Regions from separate parts of the Mus musculus genome. Here all the other regions are linked to region 1. A link is a loop called in an ENCODE intact Hi-C map of the cell type or tissue named here. Cell type or tissue: left cerebral cortex. All regions are shown on one strand. Each heading gives the region's core, and the rest is flanking DNA. Links, peaks and the distances in the headings are about the cores only.

Evidence for each region. Hi-C counts contacts between places; a loop is a spot of excess contacts. Peaks named below come from ENCODE experiments on the same cell type or tissue, not always from the same donor. Only the 100,000 strongest peaks of a DNase experiment are listed, where the experiment ranks them.
Region 2: a loop joins it to region 1, with 4 times the contacts of the local background. A loop is called at or near these places in 7 of 42 quality-filtered maps.
Region 3: a loop joins it to region 1, with 17 times the contacts of the local background. A loop is called at or near these places in 9 of 42 quality-filtered maps.
Region 4: it touches region 1 in a loop (2.2-fold over the local background); 3 of 42 quality-filtered maps call a loop at or near these places.

Annotation. Positions count from the first base shown.
Region 1 is chr7:119,182,258-119,190,141 of GRCm38, forward strand. It overlaps Gpr139 (G protein-coupled receptor 139), which reads right to left and starts at 2,281. Exons shown (of 2, transcript NM_001024138.2): 1 at 2,015-2,281. The coding sequence starts at 2,117. In left cerebral cortex, for the core only: a CTCF peak has its summit at 4,313 (motif pointing right); DNase peaks (open chromatin) are centred at 3,097 and 4,321; H3K4me3 peaks cover 518 bases.
Region 2 is chr7:119,019,848-119,027,731 of GRCm38, forward strand. No RefSeq gene overlaps it. Among named protein-coding and RNA genes, the nearest start is that of Gprc5b, 29 kb to the left of the region's middle. In left cerebral cortex, for the core only: CTCF peaks have their summits at 2,876 (motif pointing left) and 3,937; DNase peaks (open chromatin) are centred at 2,889 and 3,956.
Region 3 is chr7:119,423,469-119,431,352 of GRCm38, forward strand. No RefSeq gene overlaps it. Among named protein-coding and RNA genes, the nearest start is that of Gp2, 32 kb to the right of the region's middle. In left cerebral cortex, for the core only: a CTCF peak has its summit at 4,014 (motif pointing left); a DNase peak (open chromatin) is centred at 3,995.
Region 4 is chr7:119,515,372-119,523,255 of GRCm38, forward strand. Pdilt (protein disulfide isomerase-like, testis expressed) reads right to left here. Exons shown (of 12, transcript NM_027943.1): 1 at 7,884; 2 at 4,261-4,460. The coding sequence starts at 4,453. Among named protein-coding and RNA genes, the nearest start is that of Pdilt, 4.2 kb to the right of the region's middle. In left cerebral cortex, for the core only: a CTCF peak has its summit at 4,460 (motif pointing right); a DNase peak (open chromatin) is centred at 4,466.

The DNA.
Region 1 (7,884 bases), core at 2,823-5,322:
TCCTTCTACATCCAGCTGCTATTCTAAAATCAGAAGCTTCCGTTCATGAGTTCTCCGAATCCAGGCCCCTGAAGCTGCTTTGGAGCCCTTTGGCACATCCTTAGTATTAGCACACAGTATAGGTGGTCAAAACTCTTAGCTAAGACTAGAAATGCATCCACACCCTCTAAGTTCAAATCTCAACCCTTCCCTCTCTTAAATCCCTCAGCCCTGGGCTAGCCCTATGCTAAAAACATATGCTGGTATACTGTGCCAAAGCTCTGGGTGGGAAAGACCATAGTCTTCATGGGAGTTAGACTGTGACCGTTCAAGACACTTGGACTTGAGGTCATTGACAGTCAGCATTCTCTGCTCCTAACCTCATGTCCTGTTTTGAACTCTTGGAGGTCACCCTCCTCCTTGTCTTTCCAGCTTAGGAATGCCCAAGAGTGGTTGTCTAGTACAGCAGTGGGGGAGATGGAACAGTCAGGATGGGGGTTACACTCTGACCAGAGGGTGCTGAGGAAGAGGGGGGCTCTGGCTCTTCTTCACTTCAGCAAGCATCACACATAACCAGCCTCTCAAAAACTGACTTCTCAATAGAAAGCTCTGGGGACAGGCTTTGGAGGGCAGGAGGGGGAGGTGCAACCTTGATAGAAATCAATTTCAGTTCCAGGTAATTACAGGAGCACCCTACCTGGCAGGGTGCGCAGAGGTGAAGCCCCTCTTCTAGGGAGGTAGAGGTTAGGGAGAGAACTTCTCTCCACATGAGGGACAGGAGCCCATGTTAGGAAACTTGTACTTGCCTGTGCTGGGAGTGGAGATTGCTGGAGACCATCTTTCCACGGGCTCTGGATTCCTACATGTTTGAGGAGGAGAGGGCTCTCAGATCTCTAGGAGACTGAAGCCTAGCTTCTCAGTATCCCAGGATGCTCAAGTTCTTGGGGCAGTGGTAGAGGCTTAGAGTCTAGTTTGAACAGGAGTTTTTCTCTTTCTGAGCCTTTCCATCTCTAGCTCTCCCTTCTGTCTGCAGGAATGTCCAGGAATGTCCATGACATTGTGTGGATGACAGGATTAACCAAAGACCTCCAAACTGAAGCCAACCCCACACCACAGGGGGCATAGGGGCTGTTCTTACAGGTCCCAGTTGGTCTCCCTCATAGCCCATGCACACACCCCTCCTCCCTCAGCAGCTCATCTCTCTTCAGGAATTCACTACAAGTCCCAGCTTCACTTTCCAAAGGACATTAAGATGTGGGACCAGCCAGCCACTCATCTGCAGCGCTGGGAGCTGCCTGGGTAGGGAGGACTGGGGTTGACCTGGAGGCAAAGCCAGAGGAAGCAGACATAAACTCAAGGAGAATGCCATCCTCTGAGGTACCAGTGTCCACCTCTGCCCCATACATCCCAGACCCAGAGACAGTCCTTGACTCTTCTTAGCTACAGGGAGACACCTTGCTCCCTAGGGCTAGTGATAGTGGATAGCAAGGGCTCACCTCATTGTCTCTTGAACCTGAGAAGCTATGATCAAGGTCTTGGTTTTATGTAGCATTAGGGAAGTACAGAGTGTGGCAGAAGTGTTCTCAGCTGAGGTGACAGAGTGGGGCAAAAGCTGGAGAGAAGCCTTCCCTAGGCTTTCTGCCCAGAAGCTGCGGTCAAGTCTCACGCAGCCCTTCTGGGACCCTCAGGGATTCGACCCCCTAGACACACACACACACACACACACACACACACACACACACACACACACACACACACAGACACAGACACAGGAGCGCTTTGGAGTAGATGCACACCCACAAGTCACAATGCCCCAGAGCCACACAAGCACTGTCCCCGCCAAACCACAAGCCATTCATCCTGATCTGGAAACATCCACAGTTGCCACCAAGGTTTAAACTTTACACTTTTTCAAAGGGGGTGCGGGGCTCCAGGCACTTCTCGAGAAGGTGTCTGGGACCCCCTGAGGTTCTGGACAGCCTTGTTCTGCAACTTGGGACTCCTGGCTTCCCTCCCTCTTCCCCATACCCCTCACCTGGTAACCCGAGGCACAGCAAGAAGCTGTAGTAGACCACCGGCACGAAGCCTAAGCCGCAAGCCGAGCTATTCGCAGCGAGGTGGGCGTGCGTGTGCTCCATGAGCGCGCCCCTCGCCGGGCTGGGCTCGGCGCAGCTGCCAAGCGGCTGGGGACCAGGCAGCCCTAGGGAGGATCGCCGCACCGCGGGACCCGCTTCCACTACTGGCTGGTGTCCTCGGGTGGCTCCGCACCTGCCCTCCTAGATAGGCAGCTCGGTTCTCTGGCAGGGTGCAGGGGACGAGGGAGGGGCTCCTGAAGCCAGAGTGTGCACCTCCCTCCTAGGACCGCTCAGCTCCCGCCTCAGAACCCGGGCCGGGACGCCGTTCCCCTCAGCCAATCAGCAGCTTCCTGGATGGTGTGTGTGTGTGTGTGTGTGTGTGTGTGTGTGTGTGTACACGCGCGCGCGCGCTTGCGCGGGCACACACACACAGAGAGCTCGCGGTGCAGGTTTGGGGGTGGGGGGCTTGGGTGGGATGTTAGCCTAACCCAGTCCCAGTTGCGTTTTTTTGGCTTCGGTTTCTGGAGGAAAAGACCGGGTTAACTTGGGAACCCCGGAGGAAGACCGGGATGGAGAACTGGGTTTCCAACCCCTGTGGGAGGGGCGTGGTGTGAATATGACCTGCTTCTCCCTCAGCAGCTCCTTTCCCCTCCAGTATGTCCTCAGTTTTTCTTCTGACTCTCTCTCTAGCTACTTGTCCTCGCTCCCCACCAATGCCTGGAGTCCATCTTCACGTAGAGTATTTTACATCCTGGTATGGCGGATGGGGGGTCGCGATTGTTGGAGCCCAGAGAATGTTGAAAGGTTTTTTTTTTCCTGCCTGAGCCTGTGGGTCTGAAGGAAGGGTGCGAATATCTTTGCGAATGTCACCAGGTCGATGGTACTGTCCCTGAACTTGGATGGGATGCAGGCTGGCTAAGAGCCCACAACACACAGCCTTCAGCCTGGCATAAGTCTGTTACAGCCACTGAGACATACCCGCACGCACACAAAGGCGCACAATGCCCAGTCATGCGGATGCACTCACACACCCATGCACGTAGATTCTCCCATCTTCCACACCTAGCTAGACTGGTGAAAACGTGCAGACACCCTCATCAATATGCACGAGGGCGCAGCAGGCTCAGGCGGAGCCTCGAACAACTACACAATCGCACATAGGGAGCTGGGTGGTCTGGAGTACTTTGAAGGTTGTGTGAAGGAGAGTATGGGCGGAGCAGGTGGGATTCCGGCAGTGGAGGGTCGCTCCCATTGCAGGAGAGGTAGGCAGAGCGCTGCAAGAGCTTCCTTTTTCAAGGGTACCCAAGAATCCTCCAAGGAGAGATGTCTGTCCCGGACTCAAGTCAAGAGCACAGAGGAGGAGCACAGAGGCGAGCCTTTCCAGGAGCAAGCTGAAGCAGATGCAAGCGAGGGGCAAGCGACTGGCTTTAAGATGTTGAAAAGCCCACCTCCTCAGACTCCTCCCCTAACCTCTGTTCCTAAAAGAGAAAAAAGCAGAGCTTCTTCTGGGTCTCCAGCAAGGGCCCGGTGTCCTGTCCCCATCTCTGTTAGGCGCTTCCCCGGGGAAGAGAATGGAGGAGGGGACTGCTGGAGGACCAAAGTTGTAGAGGAATCTTTTGGCCTCAGCTGGGTCTGTGGCGAACAGACAGGCAGCCAGCCCCCTAAAGGGACAGGTTATTACAGAGTCCCATGCGTACACAGTAGCACAACCTGATATTTCAAGCTCTGTTAGATATTAACATTTTATTGTCACCTCTCTTACCGTCTTAACCTTTTGTTTTATTTTCTGTTGACACACATCACCATGCATATTTCTTGGGGTATAATGTGATATTTCGATCCCTGTATTTAATGTGTAATGACCAAATCAATGTAATGAGCATATTTGTCACTTTAAGCATGTGTCATTTCTTTTGGGGGAGTGCACCCACAATTTTCTCTTGAGGCCAGGAATGTAGCTTAGTTGCCAGAGTGCTTGCCTAGTGGGCATGAAGCTCTGTTTTGAACCAGTGCCATACAAGACCTAGCCCCTTAGTTCAAGTCTTTAGTCCTAGTACTTGGGAAGTGAGGATAGGAGGATCGGAAATACAGAGACGTCCTTGGCCACATAAATCCTTTCTTATGATGATTTTGAATGTGACCACCCTTCCTGTAAAAAATTTAAAATACAAAACAAAACCTCGTGAGCTAAGTAAAGCAACCTCTAATCGCTGCAAAGGCTCAAAACGTTAATTGCTGTAAACCTATAGACGGGATTGACCTGCAGGTGGCGCTGCATTAAGACGAGACGCTGGCGGATACATGGCTTGGCAAAGTCTCCAGTCTCTTTAGAGATCTCTCTCCATAAAGAAGAGTGGTTAATGCCCCGAGCTTTTGCATAGGCAAAGTGAATGGCCTGCCTCCTCACCCTCATGTCTCTGCTCACTTGTCTGCTTCTCATTAACAATCCTAATTAAGATTGGCATCTCAATTATTCTTCACCCCAAATCTTGTGCCCCCCCTGTCCTCCTCCCTGTAGGCTTAGTACCATCCACCCTACCCCATAGGACCTGATTTGTCTTGTTCTTGTCCATTCCTTCCTTAGAAGGTCAAGAACTTTTGTCTGTGGGGTTCTGGATGCAGCTTTACACAACACCTGCAGATTGCAGAGTCAAAACACATGGAGAGAACGAAATCTGCAACATCCAGTAGTTGAGGCGGCAGAGCGTGACTTTATCTTTGCAGCATAGGTGGGTCAGTGCTGGAGTTGGGGACACAGCCTCAGATTTAGCATGCAATGATCCTATTTGATTTGATACTTCCAAGTGGTTAAAATACCAAGGCCCATTGCTAGAGAGCCTTTATAGAACCTGGTTGGGCAAAGGGACTGCATGAGGGCTATTGAAGGACCTACTCGTACCCACACATTTACTTCTCCATCTATAAAATGGGATGAAGCAAAGCAGGAGTGTTGTTGTCTCTGAGATGTTGAGCAGAAAGAGCAGGGGTATGGTGAGAGAAGGGCAGACAGCAGCCCCAAGAGAGTGAGAAAGAACTCTCTATTACCTCCTGGCCCCCTTGGGATGATTGGCTAGTTAGAGTTCCTCAAGGAAATGTATGCTTGCATGGGAATGTACCTAAGGTGTTGAGGCTGGCTTGGGATGCTCTTAGTCTTGGGGTAAGAGTGTATGGTGAATTCCCACAGTCTACTTGAGTTGGGTGTGGGAGAACCTACCTATAATCCCAGCATTGGAGAGGCTGAGGCAGAAGAATTAAGGGTTAGGGGTTAGCCTGGGCTATGTAGTGAGACCCTGTGCTCCCAGGAAAAATCAAACCCCTGAAGGTAGAATTTTGTTCCAAAGCTGATCCCTTTGCCTGGCTATGAAGAACAATGGCATGGGAGACCTGATCGAAAAACTGGAGACATCCATCTATCTGTCCATCCATCCATCCATCCTCGCTTTCAGCAGACTTTGTACAGCTCTTCATGTGTGCTGTTGCTTTCTGGTGCTAAAAAGTGCGACACCCATATGCATAAAAGATTAAGTGTTTAAAGAGGTCACAGCAAAGCTGTAAACTAAGTGTGGCACTCTTCTTGGCGTAGGGCCCTGGATAACCACACAAGTAACTGGTCTTGCTAAGGGTATGCAGATGTGAGCCTCAAAGTCAGACTTCCTGTGTGCCCAGAGTTTATTAAAAGGCTTCTGTTTGGTAACCTAGCCTATGGTCACAGTGGAAGAGGTAATGCTAAGCTCCATTCTACAGATGAGAAAACTGAGGTACAGAGAAGTTCAGTGACTTGGTAAGGACCTCCTGACTGAGAGTCAGCCCAAGGTACTCTGACACCAGAGTCTATGCTGAAGTCACTGAGGAGCTTGTGCCGGTGCAAGGACAGGCACGTGACAGAATTGTCCTGCTGCCATGCAGCCCTCCTGTGTCCTCCTGTGTCTCTGTTTTCCCTTCACTTGAATTCTCAGTACAGTATCAGAGAAGATTCCAGAAACAACCCTGGGTGGATTCATAGGTGACTGAGCTAGAAATATAAGCATGATGTCAGAGCAGGAGCTGAGTACCCAAATGTAGGCAAGCCTGGTGGATAGCGACCACCAGTGAGGCAGGCATGCTGCCCTTTCCTCCATGTTCACGAGGAAGTATGCTGCCCATCATGATTCTGAGAGTCCTCAGCCTTCTCCATCCAAACTCCATTTCTCCACCCTTTGGTAGGTTGAGATAAACCTAAAGAACAACTCTTTAGCAGAAACAGTAGCACAAACACAAGTTGTAGCTAACACTTTACTTAGAGTTGGGAACACAGCTGGGAGAGGTGGGGATTGCAGCAACTCAGCAGTTGCTCCTACAGTATGCTGGCCACTGTAGTGGGTTTTGAACATTCAATTGTTTAAGAAAGATCTCTGATTTGCAGGGTCTTAAACTTGAGCACAAAAGAAGAACACGAATCAATGCACACTGTATGTATACACATGTATATATACATACACAGTACATACACACATATGATACACACACACACACACACACACACACACACACATATATATATAGAGAGAGCAAAACATGCATACCACATATACATATATATACATATACACATGCATGTGCATGAACATGCATGCAGACCCACAGACAGAAGTAACCTTGGTAAATATTATGAAGAACAAGTTAAATGAGAAAGTATACTGGAAGGTCTTGTATGGTCTGGTATTCAGGGAAGGCTTCTCTGAGGAAGTGGCATTTGAGTGGCTATGTGAAGGGTAAAGAAGAGATATTGTGGTTAATGGATGTAAGGTTAGGGAGGAGAGGTAGAGAAAGGAACAAAGGTCCTGGTGTGAGAGGAACCAGGACTCTGGGGAAGCAGAGGTCCAGGCTGTGGGGGAGACAAGGAGCTTATCGCAAATGGTAAGTAGGCAGTGTGTTGTTGACCATGTGAGTGGTTGAGTTTTTACCCTGTTTTTAAGGAGGGCAATGGATTGTATTATTAGGTTTGCATTTTAAGAGACTCATTTTCTAAAAAAGGAGGCATGGATGGTGGATGGATGGATGGATGGATGGATGGATGGATGGATGGAGATGGATTGACAGACAGATGGAGGGAAGGAGAGAAGGAGGGATAGATGGATGGATAGAGAGAGGACAGATTATGATGATTGGGATCAGCCTGGCTGGGAGGCTCTCTAAGCCTACTTGGGTGGCACACCCTTCCGCTCTCATCTCTCACCACAGTGTAACTCACACTCTGGTTTCTCCTTGCTTTGGAAGACTTAAGGGTCACTCAATCTGGAAGCCTTTTCTGACCTTTCCCCTGACCCAGAAACTATCTCCTCTATGACATCTCTTACCAGACACTGCCACCAGGAGGTTGTCTGTCACCTGTCCTTCTAGATTCAGATCATCACTTAGCCAGGGTATATTGCTTTATTTATGACTCTTTAATGCAGGGTCTAATTGCTGCTGTGTCCTGTGTCACTATTAAACAAAGCTTTGAAGTCCTGCTCAAATAACTCCCAAACACCTTGTGCATGCCTCAGGACCCTCTTGATCGGCTTGCTAGAGGAGAGCTCCAATAGCTCCAACTAGTCCAATTATGTAAGAGATGCATGGGTTTTCATCACTGGGAGTATAGAACTCTGCCTGATTGGAGCCTGGTAGGTCCTTGTCTCTTTCCACCAGGAGTCTCTGCTTTCCCAGGATTAACCACATTTTTAGCAGAGGCTTACAGAAGAATGAAGGGGTAGACGTTTGCACCCCTGGGTCTGCCCTGCTGGCTTAATAACTGAACTCAGGGAAGATTTCAGGAAAATTCCCCGGGAAAGCTCTCTGTGTTCTAGCCTGG
Region 2 (7,884 bases), core at 2,700-5,199, 160 kb before region 1:
TTGCAGACATGATGGTATATTGTACACCTAAGTCTCATTCCTGCTTCCTTCTCTGCTGACTCTGTCCATCTATGCCCAGTTTTCTTTCAGTTGGCTTGGCTGCTCATCTTGCTTTATAAAGAAGAGGGTTAGCTCTTTGTGTCAGGTTCCCAGAGATTTGATCTTTGCCAGTTTGATGGCTGAAGCACACTGTCCCCCTGGGTCCTTATCCATGGGTGGTGTTGAACATCTCACATCTGAATCCACTGGGAAGGGGCTGGGAGATGACTCTGTGGGTGATAGCATCTGTTATATGGGGAGCTTCTAGATCCCCAGCAGCCACATGAAAATCCCGGCAAGGACACGTGTGCCTGTAAGCACAGTATTGCTGGGCAGAGTGGGCAGATCCTGGGAGCTTGCTGTCCAACCAGACAGGTTGAAACAGCTGCAGGGGTCCTGCTCAGTGACAGACCCTCAGCCAAGGCAGGACAGTGACAGTGAACGAGGAAGACACACATCGTCCACGTGTGGCTCCTGCATGCGGTACCTGGGCACCCATATCTTCACCCTCTTGTGTCACACACACACACACACACACACACACACACACGCTTGCTGTGGTTCTGTTGCTGTAGCTGCCATGGTGCCTCAGGTCTGGCTCCGTGTCCCCAGGTCCACCCAACAGTGCATGGCATGGGCCTTTCTTCTCTCGTTGCCACCTAGGCAGTACAGTGTGACAGCTACTTCCATAGTGACCGCACTGTTTTAGAATGTATTAGAAGACATCTAGAGAAGAGTGGGGAACGTTTGCATGTATGGCTACATGCGTACACTGAAGCCCTTGAGCAGTCTGGTGGCCTCAGGGTTCAGGTGTGGTATGTACCTTCCTTTTCTGATATCTCAAAATCTACAGCAGCTGAATAGATGCCACTTGACACCCGAGTATGTGCCCATTTGCTGCATGATAGATGTCAGGCATGGGTACTCTGAGCCTGTAGTAACTGTTTCTCAAATCTCTCCATTAGTCAAAGCTTTTTTTGTCTCTTAGCATTTAATCACTTTGCCTGGTTGATTCTTTATAACATTTTCCAGCTCAAATTACTGTTGTGACTTGTGTCTCCAGAGTGGTCCCTAACTGGTACAACATTTAATAAATGTTGCATTCTCCATGGAAATTAATTTGGAGGGCTAACTGCAGGCAGCCCTACCGCCTAACGGCACACAGACATCTCAGCAAAAACCACGCGCAACTGCGAGCTCGCAACACTTCTGAGTTATTTGAGTTTACCTGGGATTTGGTTTTGGTTTGGTTTGGTTTTGGTCATTTTGCGATGAAGGTTCTTTTTGTTTGGAGAAACAAGCCTGCTGTGTAGCCCAGGCTGGCCTCACACTCACTCATAACCCTCCTGCTTCAGCCTCCCAAGTGCTAGGATTCCAAGCCTGGCTTACAACTAACTCCCCTTTCTGATCTACATTACTTTAATCCCAGTTCTGGTGAAGCTGATGCGGGAGAATCCCTGGGGCCCACTGGTGAGTTCCAAGTTCAGTAAAATTTCTGTCTCACTCAATGGGAGTGAAACGCTCCACAGTGGGAGAAGGAACTCGAAGAATCCACCTGCAGTAGATAGGGCATCAAGGAGAGGGATGAGTTGCCAACCCAGTCAAAATTTCTGACCCAGAATTATCCCTGTCTAAAAAATTGTTTTGCAGTGACAAAAATGAAGAGACTGAGGGAAAGGAGGTCCAGTGGCCGGCCCAACTTGGGGTCCATTTCACAGGGAGGTACCAAGGCCTGACACTATTACTGATGCTATGGTGTGCTTACAGAATGGAGATTAGCATGGCTGTCCTCCGAGAGGCCCAACCAGCAACTGACTGAGACAGACAGGCAGATACACTCAACCATTGGACTGAAGTCGGGGACCCCTATGGTTGAATTAGGGTAAGGATAGAAGAAGCAGAAGAGGAGGCGACCCCATAGGAAGACCAGCAGTCTCTACTAACCTGGACCCCTGGGATCTCTCAGACACTGAGCCACCAACCAGGCAACATGAGCTGGCCCCTGACACATATATAGCAGAAAACTGCCTGCTTTGGCCTCAGTGAGAAAAGGGGGAGGCCCGAGGGAGGGAGGAGGCCTGGTAGGGGGGGGCATCTTCTCGGGGACAGTAGGGAGGAGGAATGGGATGAGAAGCTGGGGGGGGGGGACCAGAAAGGGGGGACCAATGGCTGGACTATAAAAAAATTAAAATAATTTAAAAAATGGCTTTAAAAAACATTTTCTGTCTCAAACACTCAAGAGGAGACTTACTGAGGAAGACAGCTGTCACCTGTCTGGCCTCCACATGCGCCTGAGCATCCACACACAGAGTAATCTACCCAGGGCTTTGCACTCGGGGTGACGGAGGAGTAAGGGGACCTTTCCTTGACAGAGTTTCCAGGTGGCTTGTCCCTTCTGAGGCCTCCACTCCCTCCTCTTTGTGCCCACTGGAGCCCAGCATACAGGAGTGCTTCCTGCATCTCAGCCAGGGGAGCCCAGGGCAGGCGTCTGAAACCATGTGCTTACTGCAGTGCCAAGCGGCTGCCATGGCCGCCAGATGGGAAGCTGCCAGCCCTTGAGGGGATGCATCGGCAAAGCCCTCTGGGCCTCACCATGAGGAAGTGATTCATCCTCCCTTGCACAGCCCTCCTCACTGTGCTCTGGACAGGCTTCTACAGTCCACACTAAAATCGTTGGGATGGAGTCCCATGGTTAGCCAATTCCTGTGTCCCACCAGGTGCCCTTTGTGTAGTCCCCAGCGAATAGAGGGATCAGAAAAGAAAGGTGCATACCACACCTGAATCCTGAGGTCACCAGACTGCTCAAGGCTTCAGTGTTTGCATGTAGCCACACCAACAGCGCCACCTGGGGGCTGTGGGAACCGCACATACAGTGTTACTATCTCAGCCTGATTCAAACCCTCAGTACCTACACCATACACTGGGTGTGGGGGTCCAGACCTATGGTCCTAGTACTGGGGAAGCAGACACAGGAAAGCCAGTTCAGTGGGAGACCCAACATCAAAATTTAAAGAGGAGCCTGACCAAAGGAGATATCGCTCGGCACCCACATGCACGCTCACACAAGTGTGTCCACTTAGACACACGTGCATACGTGAGCATGTACCCACCCACTTAAACACATGTGCATACGTGAGCATGTACCCCACGCATACCAACCACAACAAAGAATCAAGGAAGAGGCCGGGGGATACGACGCAGGGGTAGAGCAGGTTGAGTTCTATCTGCTATAGGGAAAGGGCTCCAGCCACCTTAGCCGCCCTCTGTTCAGCAGGGCAAGCCTGACGTCTTGGTCCCAGCTGGTTGGAGTTCTCACAGGCGGTCCACTGCTGGCCGGTTCCTCATCCCACCCCCACCTCCAGTGGGACTGAAGCGGCAGTTTCCTAGCCACCTTGTTATCTGTGGTCACCCCTTTCCCATGTCACATGGCATCTCCATTTAAGCCAAATCGTTGCCTTCAATTTCCACTGGTTCAAAGTCTTTTAGAGACGGATTTAAAGGACTTATGTGGTTAGGTCAGGCTCACTCACAGAATCTCACTTCCTTAAGTATGTTTGCCCTACGTTTAACCCCCGCCACGGGGTGGGAATTAATTAGTTCCGGGTCCAGGGTTTTACAGAGAGTGCATACCTGGGGCTTGGAGGGTGCGGGGTGCCTGGAGGCCATTTAACTTGGATTAGACTGTGGTTCAGTGCACCAGGGCTGGTGAGCCGAAAACAAGCCAGTGAGGCTCCTCCTCTCGCTGGGGCTGGTGACCTTCTGGAGAAGACCCTGCAGGCTGCCATGCTTTGGGGGCGAGAAGATAACCATGGACGCTGGAAGAGCAGCCCCTGCCCTTCGCAGCGTCCCTCTCGCGCCCTCTTCAGGACTCTCCAAGCATTGCACCATTTGTCTAGGAAACTCCTACAGGGTGTATCTCCAGGGTACTGCCGGCAGAGGGCAGAGTGAGACTCTAGACCATTCTGCCAGTTCGCAGCATTGCACTGAGCGAAGTTGGCATTTCTGTAATCCAGGTACTGCCGCTAGCCTCAGATGGCCATTTAAGTACAAGTGAATTAAGATTACATAACGCTGAAAATTCTGAGCTCAGGAGGGTGAAGTGGCTCAGCGCCACTAAAGACGCTTGCCACCAATCCTGATGTAACCGGAGTTAGTTCCTTGGAGCTTGGAAGGAGAGAACCAGCCCCTGCAAGCCATCCTCCGATGTTCACACTCAGGTGTACTACACACAAACAAATGAACAAACAAATAACTGCATAAACAAAGCTGAGCTCTGATTAGAGGTGCAGGCCGGTAACCGGAGCTGCTTGGGAGGCTGAGGCAGGAGGATCATATCCAGTTCAAGGGCAGCCTGGGCAACTTAACAAGAACTTGTCTGAAGATGAAAAGTAAAAGGAGAGGCGGGGCTGTAGCTCAGTGGTGGAGCACTTACCCACTGGAGAGGCTCTGGGTTCAACCGCGAGTACCCGGCAAGCAAGACCAGTGCTTACCATGGTAAAAAGTGCTCAATACGTGCATAAGCTCAGAGGTGCCCTGTTAGACAGTGAAGACCCAGAACACTGACTTCTAAAAACTTCTATGGGGAGAGGAGAGATCTAAGCTCATTTGGCATCTGGGAGATTGTGAGTTGGTGACATTGGAGAGGTATGCAGAGCCTTTGGAGGAGTTAAATATTAAGTTAGCTGGGCACCACACACACACACACACACACACACACACACACACACACACATATACAGGGTATCACTTGAACTCACATAGCCCAGCCTGCCCTAGAACTCCCAATCTCTCTTCCCAGCTTTTCCAAGTGCTGAGATCACAAACCTGAGCTGTCACGACAGCCACAGTGGCTTTATTTATTTATTTATTTATTTATTTATTTATATTAGATATTTTCTTCATTTACATTTCAAATGTTATTTATACCCTCCCCCTGCCCTGCTCCCCAACCCACCTACTCCTGCTTCCTGGCCCTGGCATTCCCCTGTACTGGGGCATATGATCTTCGCAAGACCAAGGGCCTCTCCTTCCATTGATGGCCGACTAGGCCATCCTCTGCTTCAAATGCAACTAGAGACACAGCTCTGGGGAGTACTGGTTAGTTCATATTGTTGATCCTCCTATAGTGTTGCAGACCCCTTTAGCTCCTTGGGTACTTTGTCTAGCTTCTCCATTGGGGGCCCTGTGTTTGCCACAGTGGTTTTTAAGTGAAGGTGTTGTCTGGTTGAACTTTTATAAGGATTGCTCTGGGTGATGATTGAACATACCTGTAAGAAGGCAGAAAGAGAAGCAGGAGGAAGGGACTGGGGAGGCTGACTGGGGGGTTCTTGAGAGATGACATACAGGTGGTCTTTGCTGGGGGGGTCTATGTTGGGAGTCTATGCTAGGGGTCTGTGCGGTATATGTGTGTGTGTGTGTGTGTGTGTGTGTGTGTGTGTTGGGTTGTGGCATCAAGGCTAGACTGATGCCACAGCTGGAGAGGTTAGATGGTGAAGTGGCAAGGAGCTGTTGACTAACAGAGGATAGCAAGGAACGTGGTGGCTGTTGAAGTGGCTCCAGTGGGTTTTGCTGAATACACTGGTTTGGAAGCAAACTTCAGACCAGAGCAGAAAGACTTAGCTGCCCCTCTCATCCTAGAATCTTTTGTGAAAGAACGAAAGATATGCATGTTTAAGTCTTAATCTTTGAGAAGCTAACAGAGCTGGCTTGGGATGGGGCCTGGTCGCCTGCGTCAGCTTTCAAAGCTCCCCCTTGTAACTGTAACAGGCATTCAAGATTGACAATCACTTTTCTCAAGGCACCAGTGAAGCACTCTGCTCAGACACAAGCCCCGAAGCCAAGGTTAAGTGGTTTGGTGACTCAGTTCAAGGTCTGTGAGACAGTGTGGTCATAGAGAGGTAAGGGGGGTGGGGACTAAAGGTTTCAGTAGCTAAAATGTTCCAGCTTCAGTGAAGACTGGCTGGCCATCGGAAGTTCTAGTCCAGCTAACAGCATGGCGGCCAGCAGAGTCTTTAATAGGCTCACAGGTTTGGCATCACCCAAGGATGTCATCATGGCCAAGAGGAGAGGGAGTGGCAAGAGTGGGAAATAGTGCTTTTGTCTTTAGCATCACATCAGGGGAGGACCCTTCTTTGCCTTTCCTTTGTAGGAAGAGTTGTCAACCACAGTGTCTCACTTTGCCTGCTGGCCGGAACAACCATTTCTATATTGACTTCTGGGCTCAGTGATTGGCCTACGGGTGGCTACTTGCTTTGAATAGTACTGGCCACAGTTTCCCATATGACTGCACATCCTGATTCAGCAAGAGATGGTTCTTTCTGGGTTCCTTAGCACCTGCTGCACAACAAATGATCTCTAAACATGGCGGCTTAAGTAACACTAGTATTTTATTATCCTTAGTTCCTGCAGGCCAGATCTTAGACAGGCTTTATTGGGATGGGCTATACCTGCTGTATGGCATTTAGGTCCTTGGCCGAAGGACTGGGGGGCTGGGGGTGGGATTAACTACTTACTGGTTTTTGATGCTGGCTGTCAGCTGAGCCATGAGTGTCTCTAAGATCAAGTGGCAGCTGAGCCTCTGTCTAGTGTCTAATCACCAGCACCTGATAAGGAAACCAAGCCTCACTGGAAAGCCCTGGGCCAAATATACAAGCCACTCTTGCCAGGTGACATTCCCATGGACTCCCGAAGCTAACATAAGTGGCTCGCATGGACTGTTTCCTGACCCCCCCCCCCCAGCCCCCACCAGGACAACCACTGCCGAAGCTCAGCCCAGAGAGGTGAAAACCCAAACTTTCTGCTTTCATGTAAGTTTCAAGGCTGTGGAGGATCCGGAGTGTGTGTGTGTGTGAACTCTTTTTGTGACGTCAAACAGGTTGTTAATGACCTTGACTTGGTCCCACGTGTGATGCTTTTAAGTGCACAGATTCTGCCCAGGGAGGATGGAGTGGGCATCTGGGTTTGAGGCCGGAGCGGGACATGAGTGAGGTTTTATAGATCCACATCGCTGGATGTTGTGAGCTCATCTGGGGCTGAGGAGGCCGATGTGGTGGGACAGAAGCCTGAGTGTGGCCAGACCCCAGTAGCATGAGGAGTGTCTTGTTGACTGAGTTTGTTTGTGACTCACAAGCATTGGTGTGGTAAAGCAGGGTTTGTGGCTTCTTCCTTAGGAACGTTCTCTCTCGACGCCGTCCTTTCAATCACTTGTTCAAGGTCGGTGTCTGTAGAGTGTAATTTGTTATGTAAACTGGGATGCATTGTGCATGCTGTGGGAACTGCAGGTGCACACAGTTTGTTGGGCAGAAAGAGCCAGGTCACACTGGGCAAAGAGGCTTGTGAAAGATGTCAGAGAAGGTATGTGATGACTGGGGGGTGGCTTAGCTAGTAATGTGCTTGCCCTGTAAGCAGGAGGGGCTGAGTTTGGATCCCCAGCACTGTAAAAACCCGAGAGTGTGTGCTCCTGTAACCCTAGTACAGAGGCAGGTGGACCCAAGGAACTCTCCGGCAAGTTAGCCTCACTGAAGCAGTGAGCTCCGGGTTCAGCAAGAGACAGTCTTACGGCAATGTGGTGTAGAGCGATAGAACAGGACGTGATGCTTTCTCCCCTGGTCTGGACAGGCGCACACACACACACAAACACAGACACACACACCATACACATCACACACATACACACTATACACATCACACACACACACAAAATACACATCACACACAGAGATACACACACACACCATACACATCACACACATACACACACCATACACACCACACTCACACCATACACACACACACACACACACCATACACATCACATACACACCATACACACCATTTACATCACAC
Region 3 (7,884 bases), core at 2,857-5,356, 240 kb after region 1:
TAGAGTTATATACGGTTATGAGTTCTTAAACCTAGGTGTTGGGAACCCAACTCAGGTACTTGGAAAGAACATCATGTACTCTTAACCACTGAGCTGTTTTACCAGCCCCTGTTAGTTTATTTTTTAAACCTGGATCTATCACCACTAACAGCAAAATATAGGTTCTGCGTTGGATGATCATTAAGAGAACAGTAGCTGGAGGTCAACCTCATCTGTATGGTGAGTTCCAGGACAGCCAGGGCTACACAGAGAAACCCTTTCTCAAAACAAAAACAAAAGCAAAAACAAAAACAAAGAGAGAGAGATAGAGAGGGTGAGTGAGAAAAAGAGAGACAGAGAAAGAGACAGAGGGGGGGGGAGGGAGAAAGAGAGAGAGAATGATGAATGATCAAGGAACTAGTTGTCTCTTCCACCTAAGCATCTCCTACTCTGAAATGTTATCTCTCCAAATACAAAATTAATTGAATGTATTGATCAGAGAGATGTATCATCACCAACTTGAAGACATATCGGGCTTCATGATTCTCTACCTGTAAGTATTCACGGGTGATGTTCATTGACAAGGAGAGAGGACTAGCTGTGGCCCATGCAGTACTCCAGCTATGTTTTATAACACATGATGTCAGAGCATACCCACACTTGTTCAACCATGAATATCCAGCCACCTCTAAGGATGAAGTATCTCCTAAGTATTAAGGATGCAGTGAAGTTTATCAACAGAAGATAACCACTAACAAATAATGTTGCAAATGTTCAATCAAGAGCCATGATGAGTGCAGATGAGGTACAGACAGGTTACAGAGAAAAAGATAATGACATAATTTAGATGGAAGTTGAGGAAAGAGGCTTCCCCAAGAATGTATTTCTTTCGAAACTAAACTACAAAGGAGAAAGGGGTCCACTATTTGAACTCAGAGGAATTACATCCTTGGCAAAGAACAGGATGTTTAGACAGGTACTGAGGCAGGGGAGAGTTGAACTCCTCCTGGAAAATGAAAGATGACTAGTATGCCTGAAGACCATTAGAAGGGAGGAAGCTGGCAATGATTAGGACTGAAAGGCTCAAAAGATGCTACATCTTGCTGGGCCATCGGAGCTTTGTTTGGGGCAGGAACTTGGATTTTATTCTAAAAGAGATGGGGATCCATTAGCAGAGTGGGGCATAGATGACACAGTGAGGTGTGAATCTACAGACAATTATCTGGCATATTCACTTACCTGTCTACTCATCCGCTCATGAATCCATCCCTTGTCCAGCCACACACCTATCTATCATCTATCCTCCTACTCATCCAGCCAGGCATGCTTTCAGCTACCCACCCATCCGTTCCTTATCCACGTATTCTATTATTCATCACCTGCTTATCCATGCATTTAGCTATTTATCCATTCACCCCTTATCTGCCTATCCATATAACTACTCATCCATCCATATACCGCCCCACCCATTTTCATAGATTTATCAATTTGCCCATCCATCTGTATAACTACCTACCCTTCTACTGACCTATTGTCTTTTATCCAGCTACCTACATAGCATCCACCCATTCCATCCATATATCCATTTAATTATCCACCAATCTATCTATCAAATTATACTTGTTAGTTTTTATTATCAGCTTGGCACAAAATAGAGTCACCTGAGAAAAGGGAGTCTGAGTTGAAGAATTCCCTCCATTATTGACTTGTGGACATATCTGTGGGACATTATCTTGATTTATGACTGATGTGGGAGAACTCAGTACTAGGCAGGTGACTCTGGGCTGCAGAAGAAAGCAAGCTAAGAATCCCAGAGGTAGCAAGCCAAGAAGCATCGTTTCTTTATAGTTTCTGCTTCAGGCTCCTGCCTTGAGTTCCTGCCTTGGCTTCCTTCAAGTTGATTTTGGTCATGGCACTTACCATAGAAACAGCAAAAGTGACTAGAATATCACCCATCTCTTATCTGCTTGCCCATACATTTATACGTTTATCTATCTGTTTAACCATCTTCCTTCCCGTCCACCCATCCATCTATCTATCCTTTCAGCAAGTATTTATATAGTATCTTTTAGTGCCAGATTCTATACTAGATGTTTGTGGGGAATCAGATGGTTCATTCACCATAAGAGTTGACAACTTACAGGGGTAGGAAGACACAAAGGCACCACCTCACTTTGGTGCAGAACATAACAGCAGTGAATTTTAGGAGATGTAGGGAAGGACTTACCCATGGTGATGTTTGTCAGGTGCTGATTGGAAGTGAAACGAAGCATGTCATTCGTTGCTCTGGATGGCAAGGGCAAGAACTTCTAGACCATAGGGATCACATTTGAGAGGAAGAGCAAAACAACAGGACAGGACATCCTTGGAATTTGGCTTGGGGACAAAACCAAAAAACAATCAACAAAACATACAAACAAACAAACAAACAAACAGAAACAACTCTCCAGAAAATACCAGGAAGTAGACACATAGACACATCCAGAATGGATGGAGCTTTCAGATGGCCCTGTCCTCTGGTGTCTCTCTGCATAAGTTTGGAGACTTCTTGGCAGCCCATGGGTAATTTTTCATCTTGATTCTGAGGACTGTCAGGGAGTGCAAGGTCCACTGCTCCAGGCATGAAACAAACCATAGCAGAATAGCTAAGGATTTGGAAACAGCTTTCTCCAAACTCCGTCCAGCTATGAGAAGATAATGTAACTTCTTTGAAGCTTGGCTGCTTCTGCTCTAACATGGGGGATAATGTTGAGCCTAAAGTATCCTGGGATTAAGGCATCGGAAACCCAAGTTCAGTGGCTCATCTATCATAACAGACCAGGGAACGTGAGGGAGCATACACAATTAAAGTAAAAAGGAGGTAATGGTTAACAATGTTGATGCTGGAACTCATCTCCTGGAATCAGATCTTCTTCCCATTTCCCCCTTTCTCTTAATTCTATTTGTGTCTAGACAACCATGTGCCCAGTCATCAATTTTCAGCAGCAGTATTGAAAATATATTCTCCTTGGACCTCTCTCAGTACTTCAGATCATTTGGCAGAGAGGTGCTGAGAATCGAACCTAGCACCTTACTCATGTATAGTATAGGCTGAATCACTGTGTCCCATCTGGAGCTCTCCTCAGAGCATCTTGACTCTTCTTCCAACAGATGGAAGGTACCCTTCTCTCTTGGGTTTATTACCCAGAAACAAAGCAACTAAGAACTAGGGCTAAGCATAGATCCTCCCTTTACAACGGCTTCTGGGAATGACTGAGGTCATGTTGCTGGTAAGCACACAGTGAGCTGGGGTTTGAACCTAGGCCTGTCTAATTCAGATCCTTATTTCATAGAATTTGGAGTTGACTTGAAAGGCAGACATTGAAACAGGTCACTTATAAGTAGATGAGCAAATAATAGTGAGTATAAAAATAAGTTCAGAGCAGTGGGGACTGTAGATCAGGTGATGTGGTGGACAGGAAATGACAAATCCCAAGCTGTTCGGCTATGGGATTGTAAAAATGGGTCTGTGAATTTGGAGGCCAGAAGATTCTCAGAAGTAATCAGGTCTAAAACCCATTCTACACAGCACAGAATGCTGACCTAGAATGTTCCCAAGAACCAAAAAATATAATACTTTCCCAACCATTATGGAATCAAAAAGGCCGTACACGTTCTGCCCTGCCTCCACCATCTAGCACCTTTCCCTGCTGGAGTAGGAGAAAGGTGACCACTTGGCACTGGGAGCTTGAAAATAGGCTGTGGCAGGCTCAAGGCTGCAGCTCCAGGGCAGCTGTCTCACTGGGTGCCTGGCAACGCCTCCTCAGAGTGGAGAATGCCAAGGGGCTAAGAGTCATCGCCACTCCCCACACACTAGCTATATGACCTTGGGCAAGTCATGTCTCCTGTCTGGGTATCTGATTGCTCATCTGTAAAATGAATGTTTGGAAGTAGATAGATTTTGCAAATCCCTTCTGGCAATAGCGGTTGTGGAACTGGTACCAAGACGGTCCTCCTCTTTGTAGATGTGTTCTCACAGCGCCCTCTATTGATCATTCATCAGAGAGCAGGGACAACACCAATCTCAATTCTCTGGCGCCAGGCCTAGGGAAATCAGCTTATCAGCTGCCTCCCTCCTGTGGGGAGACCCCAGATAAGCATTGGAAAAAAAAAATGACCTCCCTGAATCACAGAAGTTTAGGAAGGGAGACTTATGACCATTGCATCAGAGTAGTGTAAGTCAACACTTGCTTAGGGATTAAGAATTCCCAGACTGTGTATAAAGATCCCAGGTCCTTCATGAGAGAGGCCGTTTTCTATATGAAGCTACAGAACGAAGACTTGTTCATGTGAGGACCGAAGGAAACAAAGAGTGTCAAGGGTGCAATTATTACTGGGTGCTAATGAGTCTTGGAATGTTCAGGCTATCATGTCTAGCAAACATTTTGTGAAATGGCTTGGCAGTAGATCTAATGCTGAATATATACACACACGGCATAAACGAGTCTATGGTTAAAAACTGGAAACAACACACATTCCCATCAACAGCAGACTAGATCAATACACATCAGTAAAGAGAGCTCTGTTCTCCCAATAGAAAGATGTCAGCAATTAAAATGATCAAAGTGTAATTAAACACAACAAACAGTTACCAAACTTACAAAGGATACTTTGAACATAAAAAGCTGGGCTCAAAGATCCCTATTGTGTGATTCCTTGTGTAGAAATTTCAAAAAAATAGACAAAGCAATGGCAGGTTAGCCTGGGGAGGTGTTAAGAAGGGAGGAGTGAGAGATGGCTCCTGGGGAGTGTCTAACAGTTCTGTTTTATTTTCTGTGAGACAGGAATTTGCTGTGTGTCCCAGATTAGCTAGGATTACAAAAGTGCATCACTGTGTCTGCTGATTTCAGAAAGTGGGTGTCACTGTGTTAAAGCCTATCAGTCCACACGGAGAGGAATGGGCATGAGATGTATATTATATGCCAATAACATACATCAAAGTTGTCCTCTAACTGTAGACAGACCTCACGTTGTTCATCACAGCCACGCCTGCTCCACCACCAGCAGTAATAAAAGCAATGACAGACATAGCTGTTATGAAGATAGGATCCTAAATGTGTATCTTCTACCTGGCAAGCCTCAGCTGCACAGGAGAGCATGACAGGGCAAACCAGTTCCCAAGGAGGAAGGAACACTCACCAGTGAGCTCACTGGGCTCCTCAATTAGGCTTGAAAGAATTAAAGAAGGTCAAGTAAGTCCTCTCTGTTCCTCTCTGACCTTGAACCTCCTTTGTGCCTGGGCTTTTTGAGACGAAAGAGGCATTTTTCCATGTTCTCATCTAACCGGAGGGTTCTGGGGTCAAGATTACCTGAGGGACTTTGTCTTGGTGTTAGCATTCAGTCTAAACTTCACCCCCACAGTTACCTGGCAACAGCCAGGTAGGCCTGGCCCACTATAAAAGGGGCTGCTTGCCCCCTTTCCTCTCTCTCTCTCTCTCTCTCTCTCTCTCTCTCTCTCTCTCTCTCTCTCTCTCCTCTTGCTCTCCCTCTCTCTGCATTCCTTCCCCCCACACCTCCACATGGCCATGGCTGGCCTCTACTTCTCTACTCTCTCCCTCTCTCTGCCTTTCTCTGACTCTACTATCCTCCTAACTCCCCTCCCCATGCCCTGAATAAATTCTATTCTATACTATACCATCATGTGGCTGGTCCCTGAGGAGGAAGGGATGCCTTGGCATGGGCCTGCTGAGACATCCCCTTCCCTGACACCTCACTACACCCTCATAGAACATATCCTTATACCTCTTTATCTTTTTATAACCATAACACTTGGGACAGCCTTGGATCAGGTCAATGTATAACCGATAGCGTTCTAGTTTTGACCCAATTCGTGGGGATAGAGTGTTTAACTGGCATATATGATGGCTAGTTTTGATTGTCAATAAAATATGGAATCAACTGGGAAAGGAGTTGCCCTGAAAGATTGTCTGGATAAGGTTAGCCCCAGACCATGTATGTGGGGGAGGGGAGGTTTGTCTCAATTATACTAGCTCCCCTGGACAAAACCCAGCCCGCTTTGGATACCACTAGTCCCTAGGCAGGGAGTCCTGAATTGTTTAAGTGTACAGTCATCATGAGTGAGTTGAGCACTAGCAAGTATACATATATTCATTTCTTTCTGTGCTTGACTATGAGTGTGATGTCATCAGTAGTTTCAAGTTTCTCCCTTGACTTCCCCATAATGACAGGTTGTGACCTGGAAATGCAGTCAAACACTTTCTCTCTTAAATATGCTCCCCCCCCCCCAGGGTATTTTATCACAGCAACAGAAATGAAACCAAAACCAAAATGGCATGTATTCAATGTACATAATGATAGGCTCATAAGGGATATTCCATGTATGTAATGACATCTCATAAAGGCTTCTTAATTTGAGCTCCCCTCTTGCCAGTCCTACATCTTTCCCCACAAAGTTTTGTCCCCATTTTTATGTCACATAGATAAATGATTCACAGGTCCAAATGTGAGAAAATATGCAATATATTTCATTCTGACCCTTTCTTATTTTGTTTAACACGATGGTTTCTGGTGACATCCATTTTTATGAAAACAGTACAACTTTATTCTTTATAGCTCAATAAAACTCCATTGTGTAGATGCACACCATATAGCCTTCATCTAGCCAACCATTGGTTGAAACAGGCTGATGCTTTATAGCCTAGCTAGGATGCATAGGGCAGCAACAAACAAGCATGCATGCATAGCTCTTTGCCTGTGGTGTGCTGACTTTGATTGCTTCCTGACTTAGAAAACATGATTTTCAAGGGTGGTGTATTAGTCAGGGTTCTCTAGAGTCACAGAACTTATGGATAGTCTCTAGATAATAAAGGAATTTATTGATGACTTACAGTCGGCAGCTCAATTCCCAACAATCGTTCAGTCACAGCTGTGAATGGAAGTCCAAGGATCTAGCAGTTACTCAGTCTCACGCAGCAAGCAGGCGAAGGAGCAGGAGCAAGAGCTAGACTCCCTTCTTCCAATGTCCTTATATTGTCTCCAGCAGAAGGTGTAGCCCAGATTAAAGGTGTGTTCCACCACACCTTTAATCCCAGATGAAAGGCGTAGCCCAGATTAAAGGTGTGTTCCTTAAACTCGGAGATTCAATCTTCTGGAATCCATAGCCAATATGGCTCAAGATCTTCAAACCAAGATCCAGATAAGGATCTCCAAGCCTCCAGATAAGGGTCACTGGTGAGCCTTCCAATTCCGGATTGTAGTTCATTCCAAATATTGTCAAGTTGACAACCAGGAATAGCCACTACAGGTGGTCTTTTGATTATAGGTAAGGGGTGAGAGAGTCAGTAAAGAGCTGTGAGAAACTGAGAAGAACAATAGTCATGACTGATGGTGATGCTGCTGCCTTTATCCTTCCCATGATGCATTGCAAAGTGATATCATGGCATTTGTTTCCTTTGTCCCTGGCAACCTTCTGGTTGCAGCTACTTCATTTTTACACATGAAAAGGGAGCGAGGGCTTGAAGGATAGCCTGTAGGCCAGAGGACAAGGGTTCAGTCCCTTAAAATTAGCTCTTCTCAAGTAACCTAGAGCCAATTTAGAAATTGTTCAAACAAGCTCATCTATCCCTTGACAGCACAACCAACTCACATGATATATATGAAAACAAACCTAGTTTTGCTTTTAGATGGGAGCTCCAAAAGTCTGGTATTGTCACTTGGTCCCTAACATTTTCTTTTAAATTGAATACATTGACTTGTGCATTCTAAACAAGTGCTCTACCACTGAGTTACATCCCACGCCTCCACATGTCTTTTTTGATACTTGTGTCCTGAAAAGCATCACTATGTGGTTTCCCAAGATTTGATTGCTCATTGGCTGCTGCATGCATTAAGTTCTGGACCAAACTT
Region 4 (7,884 bases), core at 3,400-5,899, 330 kb after region 1:
TTATTAATTATTATTATTATTATCATCCCATTTTATATGAAGGTACATCAAAACCATTCTTGTCTAAGGCTCTGGTACAGGACACACTCAAGCTGGCTGCAGCACTCCTGTATTTTTAAACTTTGACTAGGTATGTAAAAACACTTAGAGTAATTCCTATCACATAGTAAAGACATAATGCATTTTAATTACTGCTGTTATTAAAATGGTGTAAATTTTTCTTTGATCAGAAATTAAGGGCTAGTGATATAGCTCATTTGCGCCATCTGGTGGAATGCCTTGGAACTAAGCAATTATTGTGCCTCTGGAAACTCAAGTGAGGTATGTGTGAGGAGCAGGGTACACTGGATGCTCCCTCCCCTCTCTGATCCCACCACCTTGCTAATGGGGTAGCCAAAGGGACCTGGTACTCTGTTAAAGTATCTGATATTCTGGGATCCTTGGCTGTTCACACAGTTGGGCAGCGAGGTGAGGTAGGGGCTCTTTACTAAAACCAGCCTCAGAGAACTGACCTTGGTCATGGCATGGGCTGTCCTCGTTGGAGTGGAAGGAGACGAAATGGAAAACCACCTGATGACATGGCTAGACTGCAGGTCCCTACTGCCACATAGCAGAGGTGTGTGCTGAGTCAGGGCTGGGGGAAACAGCTTCCTTTTCAAGCCAGAACATTCTATTTTTTCCATCTGGCACACTTTGAGAGAGCGCAGGTCACCTCCCAACTGTGGTCAAGGTCACTCTGACAGATATGTTTCATAAAGCAAAGCCTGGGACAGCCGGCACTGGCCCGGTTGCCAGTCACTGGCTCAGCGCTGGATCCTGAGTGTGAGTGGTCAGTGATCATTCTCATTAAACACATCCACACACGTGGATGGGGGGCAGAGACTTTGTGCCTCCCACGTGGATCGAGGTTTCTATCTGCTTCATCACCGTTGCTACCCTCATCACACCCATCTAGTGCCCGCAGCAAGCTCTGGCCTCTTTGCCGGTGGCTCTAATCAATGGCCTCTCCCAGTTTCCCCGTGGACTTTGTCATGCTGGGCTCATGCTTTTGAGTTTATGATCAGGCAGGGGAAGTCTTGGGATGATTGCCAAATGGTGGAGCATGTAGAGATACCTCACACGGCTCAGTGGGGTGTCTGAAGTGGAGGTAAGGGAGTCCGTGCTTCCATGGGCATAGGCCTCTCAGACTTCTGTTCCACCCACCCTTTCTTTTCTCCATATACTCTTAGCCACAGGATATACCGCAGGCTTCTGAAGATTTTGTCTCTCCTCTCCTGCCTATGAGTTCCGGGAAGGCAATGTAGCTACGGGGATGGCGGTACTGAGTACAATATTTGCAATGTGGGTATTTGATAAATGACCATTAAAAATCATCACTGCCATAGTTAAAACCATGACAGCTATCATCATCAACACCCTTTCATCACCACAATCATCATCACTGTTAGCATGCCCATCACTACCACTACCACCTCCACCATCTACATCACCATCTATATCGTTATAACTTCTATCATCATCATCGTCATCTCCTACATCTTAATCTCTACCGTCATTATCATCACCTCCATTATCATCACCTCCGTCAACATCATGGTAAAAAGAACTATAAATTGTAGCTAGCTTTTCTAAAAGACATACAATGCAGGTATTTTATTTACAGGATGTAAGCCTATATTGGAGAGGTTTTGAAGCTATTCTAACTTTCATCCCAGCCATATGTCCCTTGTCACTCGTTGTGTCTCCTGGCCACGTGCTTATGGTCCATCTCCTCTCATGGCGACCTTCTCCTTTTTTGCCTGCCTGCTTTCTTTCTCTTTCTCTCTTTCTCTCTTTCTTTCTTTCTTTCTTTCTTTCTTTCTTTCTTTCTTTCTTTCTTTCTTTCTTTCTTCCTTCCTTCCTTCCTTCCTTCCTTCCTTCCTTCCTTCCTTTCTTTCTTTCTTTCTTTCTTTCTTTCTTTCTTTCTTTCTTTCTTTCTTTCTTTCTTTCTTACTCTACCTGCACTTCCCAGGCAGGTAACTGAAAACCCGCCTCCCTTTATCAACTGCCCAATCCCAGGCTTTATTTAGCCTTTTATTGGCTTGGGGAGCAAGGTTACCTAGCATCACTTAGTGAAACTGAGGATCTGCTGCTTGGTGGCAGCCAGATCTTGGGGGCCAGTGTTTAGCATCCTGAATCCACAGCAGGGCCAGAATGATCCCAGCATATCACTCTCTTTATAATAAACTCTATTCCGTGTTAGTTACTCCTGTTCTGCTATAATAAAACACTCTAACCAAAAGCAACTTGGGGAGAAAACACAATTTATTTGCCTTATAGTTCTGGGTCATAATCTTTCACTGAGGGAAGTCAGAGCAGGAACTCGAGCAGGAACGAAATCATGAACCATGAAGAAACACTGCTTACAGGCTTGTCAAGGACCCCCTGCCCAAGGAATGGTGAGACATTCCACAGTCGTTTTCACCCTGCTATATCAATTAATAATGAATACAATACCTCATAGGAATGCCCACAGACCAATATGACTAAGCAGTTTCTCAACTGAGGCTTCTCCTCTCAGATAACTCTAGGCTATGTCAAGTTGGCAATCAAGGCTAACCTGGACTGTTGTCACCTCTGCCATTCTTATATTTATCCATCACCATCTCTCTATCATTACCTCCATCATCACCAAGTATCACCATTATCCCAGTCTCAATGACCATCTTCATAGTGATCCCCAGCAGTATCTCCTGTAACCCCAAGACACATTCTTGCTACCTTAGCCTTAGGGGCAAGTGGTAAATGGCCCTAATTCAATGACTTCTAAATCTTTCCTTGATCACTTTCCACCAAAAAGTGAACTTTCCCTCTCTCTTTGACTCAATTCAGGTGAATTGTCACAGAGAAAATGAGAGCCCAAGAAATTATCATTCATCCATCCATTCATCCATCCATCCATCCATTCAGTCAGTCAGTCAGTCAGTCAATCATTTGACATGTGTGAAGACCTACCGTGTCTCAACAGTGCCAGATCTAAGAATAGACACGGGTAAGGTACATGCAAGTTTAGAAGTGCTTTTGGTATGATGTGGCAAAGGGTAGGCTAAGAAGGAAGGCTAAGAAGAAGAGTGGGAAAGAGTCCTCCCCAGGCTACATGGGCATGAGAAAACACTTCCTCACAAGAAACTTAAATCTCACAGTCCAAGTGCAAAACTGAAGGGAGGATGCTACAGAACCTCATGCAGGACAAACGGCCCAGAGACTCGATCCAGAACATTCCATTCTGACAACTAGAGCTGCATTCTAGGAACCCGTTTCTCTGGGTGCTTTATAGAGAACACGCAGAAGGCGCGTGGGATCCATAGGGGAGCCTGCCTCAGGTCTCAGGCAGGGACTGGTAAGACCGAGGCCTGCAATGACAGACTGTATGGAGAGGGATGGGGACCACAGAGCTTTGGGTGCAGAAACAATAGAGTATGGAGATACAGTCTATATGAGGCTACAGCAAATTTGGGGATGGCCCTGAGGTTTCTGACTTTGACATTGAATGGGTGGTGGTGTCATCGGTGCACACAGGAGGTTAGGAGAAACAGGTTCTCAGAACCAAATCCAAAATACTGGAGTTTGTTTTAGACGCAGGCAGCTTGAGAGCTGAGAAGGAAAGGTTCTGCCAAGCATTGACCTTGAGTTCTGGAGTCTTCAGAAAGATGAGAGGCTGGCCAAGGATTTGAGAGCGGCTGAGATCTCCCCAAAACTCTCCTGTATAAAAAGCCCAACTTCCAACTTCCTCTGAGGAAAACGCTTATAAGCCTGCTCCAAAATGATTTTCCAAAAGGTCACTTTAGAAGGCCTGCCAGTTTTCAAAAACTCATTTTGAATTCAGTTGTGTATTGATAGACTCAAAGATGGGAACTTAATGACTTTAATTGACTGTTGCTTTTAGATGGCAATAATCGCTGCTCATGTGAAGGGAAGTGTTCACATACTTTGAAGTGTTCATATTGGTTGCTATTGGAGTGATTTTAAAAATGTAAAAGCAGGAGTTGAGGGTGTATCACGGTAGTAGAGGGTTCGAGAAAAAAAGACGTTAGCCTTCCCCTGTGACAGAACAGCTATTGGTGAGCAGAATTTTGGGTTCCTACAGGGACAGGCCAATGTCCAGCTGAGTGCCTGTCGTATTTTTGTGTTTTCTTTCCATCTGATAGTATATGGAAGCCCTATGGTCCCCCAACTCAATGAGACAGGCATCACCCTTCATTGCCAGAGCCAAATACTCACGGAAAATCACCATTAGGAAGCGGGTTTCATTCAGCGTCTGCGTCAAGCCTGCGGGAGTCAGCACCATTAAGTTATGATCCTCCAGGATGTGCAAAGGCTGGGAAATGTTGATGCCCGTGTCTATCTCTGGTGAGCCAAGGACCTCTGAGAGGCAAGCAGCCACCAGCAGCAAAGGTGTCCAAAGCAGTTCCATGGATGGCCTGCAGGGGGCAGCAGAGGAAGCATATCTCTTCTCAAACCTACACTGATGGGGACCTTGGAGCATGCAGGCACTGCAGCAATGTACACAGCTTGGCAAAAGACAAGCTTGTCTGAGCAACCTCAACCCCTGGGCACTAGAACAACTCCTATTCATCGAGACCTGGAGTCAAACACAGACCTTTGGAAACCACTGGGTTTTCTAGCTACTTGGAGAGAAGTTTGTAGAGTAAGTGCCACTGCAGAATCCCAAAGTGAACCTCTGACCGGTCTCCTCCCACCATCCCGTTACCAATACTAACGATGCCTCCTGCCCCTCCAACTCTGCCCAGACCACTTCCTTTAACCCTTGAATCATATATATTGTATTTTTCCTTTCTCGGTTTGCTATGTTTGGTAAAAAAAAAAAAAACTCTTCAAAAGCGTGAACCACAAGTCAGCGTCTATTCTAGGATGTTTCAAGATTTCCATTGTCAACGCAATTCATCTAAATCTCTTCATTTTAGCCCCCAGACTCTTAGACAAGGGCGAAAAGCGGCCATATCTTCACCAATATCACAAGAACAGTCTCTAGGTTACGTTAGGTTACATCTAGGTTACGTCTAGGCTAACGTTCTTCTCCTCTGAAACCTCTTGAGCCAGGCCCCACAGTTCAAATCACCTCCGCACTACTGTCTTCCATGTTCCCACTAGGAATGCCTATGAAGTCCCACTTAAAGCATCCCACTGCTTTCCTAATCTAAACTCCTGAAATCTGCTTGCCTCTGGACAGAAGCATGCTCAAGCCTATCACAGCAATAACCCCAGATCCTGGTACCAACGTGTCTTAGGGTTTTATTGCTGTGAAGGGACACCATGACCAAGGCAACTCTTATAAAGGAAAGCATTTAACTGGGACTGGCTTACAGTTTCAGAAGTTTAGTCATTATCTCTAAGGTACAAAGCATGGCATCATGCAGGCAGATGGTGCTGGAGGAGCTGAGAGTTCTACATCTTGATCCAAAGGCAACCAGGAGAAGACTGTGTGCCACACTGGGTTGGAGTTTGAGTTTAGGAGACCTCAAAGCCTGACACCACAGTGACACACTTCCTCCAACAATGTCATACCTCCTCCAATAAAACCACACCACCTAATGGTCCCTATGGACCAAGCATTGAAACACATAAATCTATAGTGAGGGGGGGATTGTCCTTATTCAAGCCACCACAGTCCTGTCTTTTAGTTATTGCTATGATGAAACACCATGACTAAAAGCAAGCTTTGAAGGAAAGGGTTTACTCGGCTTATACTTCCATATCACTGCTCATCACTGAAGGAAGTCAGGATAGGAACTAAACCAGGCAAGAACCCAGAGGCAGGAGCTGATGCAGAGGCCACTGAAGAGTTCTGCTTACTGGCTTGATATCTATGTCTTGCTCAGTCTGTTCTATAGAACCCAGGGCCTCCATCCCACGGATGGCATCACCCACAATGGGCTGGACCTTCCCCCATCAATCACTAATTAAGAAAATTCCCTACAGGTTTGCCTACAGCCCAATATTATTGAGGCATTTTCTCAACTGAGACTCACTCCTCCCAATGACTCTAGCTCATGTCAAGTTGACATAAAACTAACCAGTACAAGATCCAAATATCTATGTGCTTCAAAGGTTCCAGATGATTCTTAAACTGTTGTTGTTTCAACTCTTTACTTGAGTACTCTTAGCCACACCCCCTGAATAGTCTCAGCCACACCCCCTGAGTAGTGCCACTCCTCCTGATCCTGTGGGGGCCATTTTTATTCAAACCAGCACATTCACTCATTCATTAGTTCGCTCACTATGTATTTTTTCAAGTCATGAGCCATGCTGCCTTCCCTTCTAGGCACAGAAGACACAGGAGTGGATGAAACAGACTAGAGTCTTTATGTTCTGCTGGGAAACAAGTAGATGAGACAAAAAAGAAGGTGCTGATAAGAGCTGGGAACAAGAGCAGGGAGGAAGGACTGGAAAATGATGGAAGAAAGGAACAGCATAGCATTTAAGGGAGGATGGTGGTAGAAAGCTTTGTTCAGGGAACACGTGACTAAAGCAAGCAAATAAAATGAACTGTACATTCTCCAGGAGTGGAGAGAATGTAAACCCTCCTCCCAGCCATCACGTGCTGCCCTTTTGCTCTTTCTACTGAGAGTCCCCTGAAACCTAGGCTTGGCTCTGTGTCATCTCTGGCAGACCATCAAGAGCTGCATCCCTGCTTGCACTGTGCCCTCAGCTGTTCTCTGCCAATGCCTTGCCCGCTTGTTACCTAGGTGTGGACCTCATTCTTTTTGTGCCTGCTTGCTCCTGTGGCCAGCATCCTTCCTGCTCAGTCCTAAAAATTCCAAACTCAGACTCAATATCAGCCCCCAGTTCAGGGGACAGTGACTGTTCCTTGGTAGGAATAGCAGATGCTGAAAAGGTGTTCCTAAGCCCCTTTGTGGGATTTTCACTACCAGGATTCCACCAAGACCTCCATATCGCAACCACCATTGGCTCTTATCCAGACCATGTGATGCTTGCTGGTCATCTATTCTTTATATTCCTCAGTCCTCTGACACACACTCACAGCAGTTAGAGACCACCATTTTTAATATGAACTAGACCAACTTGCTTCTCTTTCTGGAAAGGTTCCCATGATCTGTCAGCATGAATCATCCAAAACCTTGTGTTAGTCTCTTGGCTGCAGTGTCTCTAGACCTTGTCCTTAATGCCCTGTGACCTAGGCCCCTCCCCAACTCCACCCAGGACTTTGCCTCTGCCTAGGACTTATTTATCTCACTCCTGATCATCCAGAGCTGAGTGTTGAAGCCCCTGCTGAGAGTATGTACCATGGACACCAGAGGCCACCCCAGCTCAGATACCAGCTCTCAGGAGGGAAGGTTTCTCAAGCCACCCGGCCTCATTCACCTCCATCTGGAGCACACTGGCCCCCCAAGCACCCGTGTTTATTTCATATTCCAGTTTGTTTTTGCCAAGCTGATTAGATATTCATGATCTTCCCACCTCAACCTCCCAAGCGCTAAGATTTCAGATAATGCACAAATAGCATTGTTCATAGCTGCTTCTCCACCTCCTAGAACCACGCCTGGACCTGTTTTGATGCTCCGTGAATAGTGAGTGTATGGATGGCCTCGTTTAATTCTTACTACAAGCCCCAAGTCCTATTTTAGTGGGTCAATTAACAACTAAACAGTAAGGTTTTTACAAGAGTTTTGTTCTGTTTGTTTACAAATACTAATGCTTGGGTCTAAATCCAAACAGGTCTGGGGTGGGGTCATGCTGCTCCTATAAAGCCATTGTACTGGCCCTAATGTGTTGCATCTTTAATATATAATACACCCTACAAAAGGAAGGTCACCAAGGCAGGCTTGTCAATCAGAGAGTGGTGTTATTTGGCAAGCTCATACC